4 separate regions of the Homo sapiens genome follow, and regions 2, 3 and 4 are each linked to region 1. Evidence: chromatin contacts called from ENCODE Hi-C or POLR2A ChIA-PET data. All regions are on one chromosome and are shown on one strand. Each heading gives the region's core, a stretch centred on a gene start or an enhancer-like site at or near the end of the contact. The rest is flanking DNA. Distances are from core to core; before and after follow the strand shown.

Region 1 (2,700 bases), core at 138-2,637:
TGTTGGCCAGGCTGGTCTCGAAATCCTGACCTCAAATAATCCACCCGTCTCGGCCTCCCAAAGTGTTGGGATTACAGGCTTGAGCCACCGCGCCCGGCCACATTTTTACTCTTATATTCTTAGTTGAAAACAACAGAGAAGTCCAAGTGCCACTCCATCTCTGAAGCACAGATAGCCTTTCTGCTGAAGGCAATGGTCTGGGAGCACCAGTCTCAAATCAGATCAATTTCATACCCACCTAGAAGCTACGAAAGTGAAGACCCATAACCCTTAATTTACTTTTTTTCCATTTATAAAACTAAAGACTACAACAGGAAAGAAAAATAAAATAAAACAGATGTAATTAGAGAAGGAGAGTAGGTAGAAAGAACGCAAAAGTGAAGCCCTCCTGGCCCTGAGCTTCACTTAAGGAAACGAACATGACACCCCAGTACTCTGGGGGACTCCTTGGAAACGCCTTCTTAAATGGGCTCCCCTCCCCTGAAAAGAGAGCGAATTCCTAAGACCTCTTCGTGGTCTGTAGATAAGATGGGGGTGGGGGAGATGGAAAGATCACTTGAAATTCTGTATCCATAAATGGTAGAGTGGTGCTCCTTGTGTACATGATGCTTAATGGAAATCGCATGTTTTCACAAACACGGGTCGATCTTTTTAACACACAGTCCCAATTAACGGTGGAAATTCCACAACGTGGGATCCCAGGGATGTTAAGGCCTGGCGAGTTGGCTTTCTCAAACTTTTTCGGGGGAGCCCGCACTGTGGGGCCCCGGACGCCGCCGTCACCATCCGGCGTGGCTCTACCGGGGCTGGTGCCGGGGCTGGGGGCCACGCTCCGCCGGCGGCGCCTAGGGGCCATCGCGAGAAAGAGAAAGAGACAGAGAGAGAGAAAAAGAGAGAGACAAGAGAAGAGAAAAGAGACAGACACAGAGAGAAAGAAAGAGAGACAGAATATAAGAGAACTGAAGAGAAGAGAAGAGAAGAGGGAAGAAAGAAAAAAAAGACAAGACCCGGGGAGGGCGCAGGCGGGAGCGCGCGGGCGGCGAGGCCTAGGAAGGGCCCAGCAGCAGCGGGAGGGCGCGCGGCTACTCAGCCCAACCCGTGCGGCCCGGGCTTACCTTCCAGATAACAGCTGGAGGACGAGGACAGCCCCTTCTTGGATTTGCAGCCCACCAGCTTCAGGCAGATCTCCAACATTTTCCCGCGCCAGCACGTCGGGGGCCGGAACCCCTCTCCCAGCTCGGTCCGCGGGCCCGGCTCAGGCCCGGCTCGGCCCGCGCGCCCCCCCGGCGCCCCCGGCCCCGCCAGCCGCCCTCACCGCCGCCCCGCGCGCCCGCGCCCGCCCATGGCCGCGGCCGCGTCTCCGCCTGGCCGGGACGCGCCTGTTAACAAAGGGCCCGGAGAGGGCGCCCGCCAGGCCCGCCCCCGCCCCGCCGCCGCCTGCGCCTTAACCCCCTCCTGGCCGCGCCCGTCCGCACCCAGGGGCCCCTGGCGTTCCCGAGGCCGAGCCCGGCCCAAAGCCACCGCCGCTTTCCAAAGCCAACCCGGGCCAATGGCGATCCTCGCAGGGGGAAGGCCGCGCGCGGCCCGCGGAGGTCTTTCTCCGCCTGGAAGCGCCGTCCCAGCCCCGGCGGGGAGGGTGCAGGCCTGCTCCACTCCACTTTAGAAGCCGCGCGCAACTCCACCGCGGCCTGGGGCGTCTCCAACCTGCACCGCTTTTGGCGAGTTTCCCAGTACGCGGTGCCAGGCAAACCCTCTGACCCGAGAACGCTGGTGAAAATGCATATTCCTCTGCAGTTACCAATACTAACTGGTCTCATTTCTACTCAACGCGCGTCCTGTGATTAAGGCTGAGGCAGTGGGTGTCTGGGGAGGAAGTCAGAGCTGGCACCCACAGGACAACCACACGTGCGCACGACACCCCGGTGAGGCCGCACATCCAGACCAGGATATGAGGTCAGGCTGCGAACAGACGGGTGTGAGTTCAGAGTGAGAGGACTTAGTCCCTACAATGAGAATTTTCGGAGGCACGGTCTGGGCCTCTTCTCTGATTCATTTTCTTTAACAGAGAACTTTTCCTCTTCCTTTGGCCGAGTGCCACGGGGTGAGGGTGGGGGGACCATTGTTTAAAATCCATTTCATTCAATTATTTTAAACTCTTGTTTGGACTGACCACAGACAATGTTATAAAGCAGCAACAATCACAGTCGTGTTACTGGCGCACACCCAGAAATCTAGGTCAGAGGGAAACAATAAGGAACTCAATGGCACCAAATAATTCAATAAAATCAGGTAAGTTCCCCTCATGACAGGAAAAGGAATTTATTTCATTTATTTCTTTCATAAATGGTGTTAATCACAAAACTGTAAAGGGGGAAGTTTAGTCCACATCTTCTAGCCATGAAGAGTAAGAGCTGACGTGTATTGTGCTCTTCCTATGTGCCATGTTACCTTCATTAACTGTATTGCATCTGCGTAATGATTCTGTGAGGAAACAGATTATCCCAATTCTTCAGGTTTAAAAACAAACAAACCCCACAGATGCTCAGAGAAGTCAGACACCTTGCCCACAGCTGGAAACAGGCGGAGATGGACTCAACCCAGGTCTGCCTGGCTCCAAGGATCAGGCTCCCGACCAGTGGATGATGCTGACCCTTCACATCAAGAATAAATTCCAAGTGGATTAAAGCATTGGATATCTTT
Region 2 (2,700 bases), core at 46-2,545, 950 kb after region 1:
CCTGGGGAGGTCCACACTGGAAGTCGAATTCCAGCTCGCCTTGTTGACTCGCCTGTGTCCACCGGCCATGAGGAGCCCACGCCTGTCCTCCCCATCACTTTCCTGTCCCTGAGAACTGTAGATCATGCGCTTGTGAGCGAGGCCCTCCCCTCTGCACCAGCTCATTGCAAAGCGAACATCCTCTCCTTTCCAGGAGCCCCAGGATTAGCATCTGAAAAGGGTAGCACTTCCTTTTTTGTTGTTGTTTTTTTTTTTTTTTTGAGACGGGAGTCTCGCTCTATTGTTCAGACTGGAGTGCAGTGGCATGATCTCGGCTCACTACAACCTCCACCTCCTGGGTTCCAGCGATTCTCCTGCCTCAGCCTCCCAAATAGCTGTGATTACAGGCGTGCACCACCACGCCCGGCTAATGTTTGTATTTTTAGTAGAGACAGGGTTTCACCGTGTTGGTCAGGCTGGTCTCAAACTCCTGACCTCAGGTGATCCGCCCGCCTCAGCCTCCCAAAGTGCTGAGATTACAGGTGTGAGCTACCGCACCCCGCCGAGGTTAGCACTTTCATCACCAAAGACCCCGTGCCTCTCGTGGTCCTTTGAGGGATCCCGCCGCCACCACCCTTGTATTTTATCACGTGCTCTTCAGGGCATGTGGAATTCGTTGAGTTTGCTTTTAGAGCCAAGTTTCTTTCCCTGTGTGGGTTTTTGAGGAAAACCTGAGGTCCCCTAATCTGTGGCCACCACCCCCCCCCCCCGCCACGCCTTAGAGCAGAGCAGCCCCTCCTCTCATTTGGTGCAGAAACAGTCAAGAGGAACCATTGGCCTAGAGCTCCTGTGACCGAGAGCGCCACGGAAGCCTGGGGATGACGTCGGGCAGCTTTATTCTTTGCTTGGCTTTGGTAACTAGGTGGTCCCCTCAAGCATCCTCAGTTCCTCTTGCTGTTTATGAATCTAAGACAAGGAAGTCCTATAGAAGCCAAAGGGACAGGGACGGAAAGGACAGGTCCCAAGGGATGGGGCTGTCTTTACTTGTGGAAACCAGGAAATTGCTCCTCTCAGCCAACCAAGGTTGACCACACACCACCCTTCCGGAGCAGCTCAGTCAGCCCTCGGGGACGAGAAACCACAAGCGCAGAGACGCTGAGGCCCAGGCAGGTGAAGAGGAAGTGGCTTTGGGTTTTTAAAGTAGGTGAGCGTGAGCCTCTCTGACTGCTTCTTCCCCGGGGGGGACTGCAAACCGCTCAGGGTTGCGGCAGAGCCATGGACTTCCGGTCCCTGCAACGGGTGACCTAAGCGTGGTGCACCCATCAGTCACGCAGGAGGACTGACTTGACAGACGAAAGACAAGCCCGGATGACACAGGGTGAGAAGAGTCAGGGCCGCACCTCTGTCCCTGCAAACCAACAGGTGCATGGTGAGTGTGGCAGTCCCCACAGCTCCACAATGGGCTCCCCCGCCAACGGGGACGACAGGGATCTTCAGGAACTTCTGACCTCACCAAGTCAAGTGGACCACTCTCCACTCCACGAGGATGTGAAACGGTTCTTTAAAATGGGATTTTAGAGCCTCGGGAATGCATGTGCGTCACATCTTTCATATTATGGGTCAGGATAGATTCATTTCTTGCAACATAGTGGAAAAGATATAAGCTGCAGTAATTTGCTCTTTGAATGACCGTCACCCCCAGTATAGGATATGCTTGTATCCCCCCGTCACTCCTCCGCCTGTTTTTTAAACTTTTCCACCACCTGCGTCCAAAAAGAATGTTATAGCGAGTGCTCTTAAATGTTGAACCTGGGTGTTGCTTCCGGGCCAGTCTGCGTGGCTCCATGAAAAGCTCACTGCTGCCCCAGCCGGGCTTCTTAGAGGAGGTCAGTTGTCCTATGTATCATCATTTACTCTGGGAATCCTACTGTGAAATCATGTCTGTATTTTTCTGGAGCAGTTCACATAGAGTAGAATGTGGAATTTCCCGTGAACGTCTCCTTCCTCCCCCGTATCTGCCGCCTGTCACTTCGCCACCGTGCTAGAATACTGTTGTGTTGTAAGATGACTAATTTTAAAAGAACCTGCCCTGAAAAGTTCTTAGAAACGCAGTGAAAGGGAGGAACTTGTCCTTTACCCAGTTTTTCCTTTGTAGGATGGGAAAGTATAAAAAGGCACAGAAGGTTGTCATGGGCTGTTCCTTGGGGGTTTTTATCCTGCTCACCGTGGAGATAAGCCTGCGGCTTGTCTAACCAGCGCAGCGCAAAGGTCTCGATGCCTTTTGGTAACATCCGTCATTGCAGAAGAAAGTTTACACGACGTCAAAAAGTGACGTTCATGCTAAGTGTTTTTCCAGAAATATTGGTTTCATGTTTCTTATTGGCTCTGCCTCCTGTGCTTATATCATCCAAAAACTTTTTAAAAAGGTCCAGAATTCTATTTTAACCTGATGTTGAGCACCTTTAAAATGTTCGTATGTGTGTTGCACTAATTCTAAACTTTGGAGGCATTTTGCTGTGTGAGGCCGATCGCCACTGTAAAGGTCCTAGAGTTGCCTGTTTGTCTCTGGAGATGGAATTAAACCAAATAAAGAGCTTCCACTGGAGGCTTGTATTGACCTTGTAACTATATGTTAATCTCGTGTTAAAATAAAATATAACTTGTGGCTCCGTGTCACGGGACTGTTTTGTTGCATGAAGATATGACCCTAGTTGTGGAAGC
Region 3 (2,700 bases), core at 13-2,512, 560 kb before region 1:
ATTGGTTACAAAAACCAAACTGGATGACACTGTACAAAGCCACATCAAATGCACACTAAACCTTAAAGAAAAAAAAAATCTTAGGGAAAGTTTAACAGTCCTGTAAACCAAAGGCATTTAAAGATTTCTCCCAGGAAGCCATTTAGCAAAAGACACTCCCCAGCCCCCCTTCTCCCACTTCCTTCAAGCTCACCACTGAAAACACCTCCAATTCTTGCCTAAAGGTGGGCTCCGACCTCCCACGATATTTAGAAGGAGGAAAAAAGAAAAAGGAAAAAAATCCACCTCTTAAGGCAAATCCACTCTTCAGAGGCCCACAGTTTCAACAGGGCTGAATTTCTCTCCTGGGGGTTGAGGGGAGGCAAAAGAGGAGGAAAAAAAAAAAAACCCCATCTGGCAGGCCCCGAGTGGCGACATCCTGTTTATTATTAAACATTTTTAGCATGGAGCATTCAGCATTTCGAAAATAACCCTCTGGTTCCCGCACTCACACCGAGACTGGGCGGCCGCTCGCCTCCCTCCCCCAGCCGCCAACTTTAGCGCCGCCGGGGCCCGGCCCACCCCGCGCCAGGAACGGCCCCGCGAACGCCGCTCAGCGCCCCGGACCCAAGGCCCGACCCCGCAGGATCCCGCCTCGGGCGCGCTGCTCCGTCAATTGGGCGGGGCGGGGAGCAAAGACGCCGGCCCCAGAACCCCGAGACCCGGCTGCGGGCCCGGGACCCCCGCCCCTCCGGCCTCTGCAGCCCGGCCCGGCCTCGGGGGTACGGGGGTGGCGGGCGAGCCCTGAGGGAGTCGCGCGGCCCCTGGACCCCGCCCGAGCCTGAGGCCGCGCGGCGCCGCCACAACAATGGCGAGCGCGCCCGGGCCCGCCGCCCCCAGGCCCCGCGGCCTCCCAGCCCCGCAGCCCCGCGCCCGGCGGGAAGGAGGCGGCGGCGGCCGCGCTCGCGGACAAAGGTCGGGCAGGGCCGCAGGGCCCCCGGGCCCCCGGCGGCGGCCGCGGGAGACAAAGCCCGGCCGGGCCGCGCCGCCTCCATCTTAGCGCCGCCGCCCCCACGCCCCGGCCCCGGCCCCGGCCCCGACCCACCTGGTCTGGTTCCGCGGGCGCGGCCGGGCCGGGCGATGGCAGTCGGGCGGCGGTCGGGCACGGGGGCGGCGGGATGGCGGCGGATTGCGAGGCGGCGGCGCGGGCTGCTCGCTCGCTCGCTCCCTCCCTCCTCCCGGGCTCGCTCGTCGCTGCGCGGTGGAGCCTCGGCGCCTGTCTCGCCGCTCGCTCCCTCGCGCTCGGCTCCCCGCCCCCCGCCTGCCGCCGCCCCCGCCTCCTCGTCCTCCTCCTCCCGCCGCCGCCCGCAACCTGGGCCCGCGCAGCGCCCCCTGCCGCGCCTCCCGGGAGCGGCGGCCTTGGGATCGGCCCGGGGGCCGGGCGAGGGCTGGGGCCAGGGGGGAGGGGCGGGGAGCGGCGGGAGGGGGCTGGGAGGGGGCTGGGAGTGGGGAGGGGCCCGGGGACGGCGGGAGAGGCGGGAGAGAACGGGGCAGAGCGGGGATCGGGGAGGAGACCCGGAGGAGGGGCCAGGAGCCAAGAGAAGGGGCCTGGGAAGGGCATGGGCCCGGCCTGGGCCCGGGGGAAGGGCGCCCGGAAAGAGGGGGAAGGGATGGAGGGGGCAGTGACGGGGGAGCGAGCCCGGATCTCCGCCCCCTCCCCCTTCAAAACTGCAGCGCCTCAGAACAGACTAAGCCCGGATTTTGTTAAAATATGTATACGGTATATGAACGGAAAGGAAGCAGAAATAATACTTTTTTCATTTCAAAAGCAAGGTTGTTGCACAATATGGGTACTTTGTCCCATTTTTACAAAATGAAAACTAATAAGCCCCTCCTCTTGAGTGTTGTGTGTTTGTGTGATTGCAAAACAAAAGGTCCGGGAGACTGCACTCCTGTCTTGGTTACCTCCGTGGTTTGAGGTTGGGAGAGCGGAGGAGGGTTCTTACTTTTTTAGACACCTAACCAACTATAAAAGCAATTTCAAAAAGCAAATACAAAAAAAAAATGTTAGGGCCTGGCACCCAAATCATCCCACCCTCTTCCAGTCACGGTTGCTCTAAGCACCAGCTGCGGGCCATGCCCTATGCTAAAGCACGTGGTTTGTCTCACTTAATCCTAACCCAGGGGCAGATATTATTGTTCTAATTCACAGGTGAGACAAAGGAGGCTTTGAGAGAATGTGCCCCAGGCCACACTGCTGGACCCAGAAGGAAAATTAACCCACTTCAGCCTAACTCCAGAACTGAGGCTGGTGAACAAAGCTTAGTTTTTGGGGAGTAGAATTCTGGATACTTTTATAGCCTTATTTATAATTCTCTGAATTTTCCTACATTTTATCCATGGTCATTTTCAGTGTTATCCTTTTTTTCTTTTTTCTTTTTTTTTTTTTTTGAGACAGTCTCGCTCTGTCCCCCAGGCTGGAGTGCAGTGGCACAATCCGCAATCTCTGCTCACTGCAACCTCCAACTCCTAGATTCAAGCGATTCTCCTGCCCCAGCCTCCTGAGTAGCTGGGATTACAGACATCTGCCACCATGCCCAGCTAATTTTTGTATTTTTGGTAGAGATGGGATTTCACCATGTTGGCCAAGTTGGTCTGGAACTCCTGCGCTAAAGTGATCCACCTACCTTGGCCTCCCAAAGTGTTGGGATTACAGTGCCG
Region 4 (2,700 bases), core at 85-2,584, 780 kb after region 1:
TGCCTCGGCCTCCCAAAGTGCTAGGATTACAGGCGTGAGCCACCGCGCCCCGCCTACAGTTCCACTTCTTAGAAGACTGTATGGTATGAAAATAATGTACAAGAGTTTGGGTCATAACAATTTACTTTTCTATGTCTCTAATTTTGTTTATATGTTTTGAGAAAGGGTCTTGCTCTGTTCCTCAGGCTGGAATGCAATGAGTAATCACGGCTCACTGCAGTCTCAACCTCCTAGGCTCAAGTGATCCTCCAGCCTCAGCCTCCCCAGAAGCTGCAGGCGTTTGCCACCACACCTGGTTAATTTTTAATTTTTTGTAGAGACAGGTTTGGGGAGGGGGTCCTTAGCACGTTGACTAGGCTGGTCTCGAACTCCTGGGCTCAAACAATCCTCCTGCATAGGCCTCCCAGTGTTGGGATTACAGGCATGAGCCACAGCACCTGGACAATTTCCCAGATATAGTAAACTGCTGAACCACCTTAGGGTGCGTTTCAGCCTTAGAGGTCTTTTCTCTGCTAGTTACAAAGCAAGATCCAGAGTATCATTCTAGGTTTATCAAAAATCTCTCTTCCCTAGACAATGGCTGGATAGAGGAAGAAAAAGCAGGCCCTTTGATTAGAGACACACCTTAATGCTGGCTTTACATTCTCAGTCACGTGTTTTAAGCAAGATTTGAAATTCCTTCTCTAGAGTCTCGCTCCAGAGAGCGCCCTAAACCGAAATGGGAAACTGAGGCTAAGGTTCCAAGTACCTTCAAACCGCCGGTACAGTACAAGGGCACAGAAGAGCGGAGACCGCGGACAAGGAAAGCCAGCATAAAAGCTGGAGGGGAGAAAGAAGAAAGGCGATCGGGCTGCCCTGAGTGAGGAATTCAGGGAAGCCAGCAGGGATTTAAGAGCAGCCTCCCGAGTCCGTGGGGGCAACGCCACAGTTCAGCCCCTTCCCCTCCCTCAGCTCGAGTCTTCCCGCCCCGTGCCGGTCAGCCCGAAGACCCCAGCGCCGCCCAGACCCGCCTTCCCCACAGACCCCGCCACCTGTCAGTGAAAGGCCGCAGCCAGGGGCAAAGAGGTGGTCCAGTGGCTCAGAGGTCCCCAATGGGCCAAAGTTGCCCTAAAACCCGGGGAGTGGCCTCGGCCTCCGCCCCCCGGCCCGGCCTTGCCAAGCTTTACCTTGAGTGCCAGGTGATGGACGCGGCCCAGGCCAGGCTCGGCCAGCAACTGCAGCAAACCCAGCATTGGGAGCAGCCGGAGGCCCGCGGCCAGCCTAGGACCGCGGGAGGCGGGGGAGCCGACGGGCGCCAGAGCGGCCATGTTTGTTCCAGCATCACCAGCCGCTTCCTCTCCCGCCCACGTCCGGGGTGAAAGGGCGCAGCCGCCGGAAGGGCCCGGGGAGCGGGGCTCGGCGGCTAGCTCCGCTGACCCTGTGGTCGTTTTCCTGGAGATTGCGACCTAGGAAGTCGTCGAGGAGCCTGTGCTGCCCACCTCGGGGCCCTTCGATCGGCCGCTCCTGTGCAGACTTTCAGTTAGAGATGAAGCCAACCTATTGGCGGTTGCCATAACAACGGTGGCCGAACCAGACCAGCCCGGGCCGCACCTCCGCCTCGCTGAGCTTTGGAAGCGACCTTGGGCTCCGGGGACCCCTGATCTCAGGGTCGGGGGATAAGCTGTGTCAGCCGCACGGTGTCGGGCCACTGATTGAACTGATTTCACTGAGCGTTGACTCGGAGGAAAATATCTAAAAATTCCCGGCTCGCCGTAGGGGTCCTGTGGTTTTCTAGGCGCTTCACACTCAAATACAAGCGAAATGGTTGCAATAATACGATTGATTGAGCCCTTATGAGGCAATTTGTTAGGCCTTTTGTTGTATTTAATTTTTGGAACAATTTGATGAGCTAGGAGGTACGTATTATCATTATTCCTACTTTACAGGTAAGCAAACTGAGGCTCTGAGAAATAAGTCATTTGCTCCAGGTTGAGCTGGGAATCACACGGAAGCTCTTAACTCCTGTGTTCTGTTGCCTCATGCTATTTCATCCAACCCCAAGTCTGGGTCTTAACATTTTTCTCTTAATTCTGTATGGAAACTTTCTTTGCTTCTTTCAGAAATTATAGGAACTTCTTTTTTTTGAGACGGAGTCTAGCTCTTGTCACCCAGGCTGGAGTGCAATGGCACGATCTCAGCTCACTGCAACCTCCGCCTTCTGGGTTCAAGCGATTCTCCTGCCTCAGCCTCTGGAGTAACTAGAATTACAGGCCTGCGCCACCACGCCCGGCTAATTTTTGTATTTTTAGTAGACACGGGGTTTCTCCCATGTTGGCCAGGCTGGTCTCGAACTCCTGACCTCAAGTTATCCTCCCGCCTCGGCCTCCCAAAGTGCTGGGATTACAGGCGTGAGTCACTGCGCCCAACCTGCTTTGGAGTACTTTTTATCTTTTAAAGTTAAGTGGCATCTTTGAAAATCTCTGGTTTTAAATTTGAATATAATACTGTACTAAAAACGAAATGAGGCCTGGCAGGGTGGTGATTCGCGCCTGAATCCCAGCACTTTGGAACGCCGAGGCGGGCGGATCACTTGAAAGTCAGTTGTTCGGGACCAGCCTGGGCAACATGGCAAAACCTCGTCTCTACTAAAAATACAAAAATTAGCGGGGCATCACGGCCGCGCGCCTGTAGTCCCAGCTACTGGGGAGGCTGAGGCAGGAG

The links. Hi-C counts contacts between places; a loop is a spot of excess contacts on that map. ChIA-PET counts read pairs that join two places held with the same protein, here RNA polymerase II (POLR2A). Pooled maps may share reads with other maps.
Region 2: a loop to region 1 is called in a map with no recorded cell type, with 9 times the contacts of the local background. The contact joins the enhancer-like site here to the promoter of ABL1 in region 1. A Hi-C loop is called at or near these places in 1 of 37 single-sample maps with no recorded cell type and 1 of 50 pooled maps. POLR2A ChIA-PET finds 5 or more read pairs at or near these places in 1 of 52 experiments (HEK293T).
Region 3: a loop to region 1 is called in a pooled map, with 4 times the contacts of the local background. The contact joins the promoter of PRRC2B here to the promoter of ABL1 in region 1. A Hi-C loop is called at or near these places in 1 of 168 maps with a recorded cell type or tissue (posterior vena cava) and 3 of 50 pooled maps. POLR2A ChIA-PET finds 5 or more read pairs at or near these places in 3 of 52 experiments (WTC11, activated B cell and activated CD8-positive, alpha-beta memory T cell).
Region 4: a pooled map shows a loop between it and region 1 (3-fold over the local background). The contact joins the promoter of GPR107 here to the promoter of ABL1 in region 1. A Hi-C loop is called at or near these places in 1 of 50 pooled maps. POLR2A ChIA-PET finds 5 or more read pairs at or near these places in 3 of 52 experiments (BJ and activated T-cell).

The regions. Positions count from the first base shown.
Region 1 is chr9:130,833,941-130,836,640 of GRCh38, reverse strand. It overlaps ABL1 (ABL proto-oncogene 1, non-receptor tyrosine kinase), which reads right to left and starts at 1,387. Exons shown (of 11, transcript NM_005157.6): 1 at 1,116-1,387. The coding sequence starts at 1,194. It overlaps LOC124902287 (a long non-coding RNA gene), which reads left to right and starts at 1,813. Exons shown (of 2, transcript XR_007061822.1): 1 at 1,813-1,922; 2 at 2,176-2,700. RefSeq lists silencers at 814-863, 1,334-1,643 and enhancers at 1,280-1,805, 2,044-2,093, 2,114-2,163, 1,806-2,332.
Region 2 is chr9:129,887,131-129,889,830 of GRCh38, reverse strand. It overlaps FNBP1 (formin binding protein 1), which reads left to right. Exons shown (of 17, transcript NM_015033.3): 17 at 1-2,644. Among named protein-coding and RNA genes, the nearest start is that of MIR6855, 19 kb to the right of the region's middle. RefSeq lists enhancers at 1-861, 816-905, 1,236-1,635. Within about 2 kb of position 1,295, at least 24 of the 41 ENCODE cell types and tissues checked have a DNase peak (open chromatin) inside an H3K27ac peak, as active enhancers do.
Region 3 is chr9:131,392,648-131,395,347 of GRCh38, reverse strand. PRRC2B (proline rich coiled-coil 2B) reads right to left here and starts at 1,262. Exons shown (of 32, transcript NM_013318.4): 1 at 1,085-1,262. RefSeq lists enhancers at 1-762, 1,889-2,038 and silencers at 569-858, 1,089-1,198, 1,229-1,418.
Region 4 is chr9:130,052,540-130,055,239 of GRCh38, reverse strand. It overlaps GPR107 (G protein-coupled receptor 107), which reads right to left and starts at 1,334. Exons shown (of 18, transcript NM_020960.5): 1 at 1,167-1,334. The coding sequence starts at 1,307. It also overlaps a transcript of FNBP1 not described here. RefSeq lists a silencer at 1,037-1,346.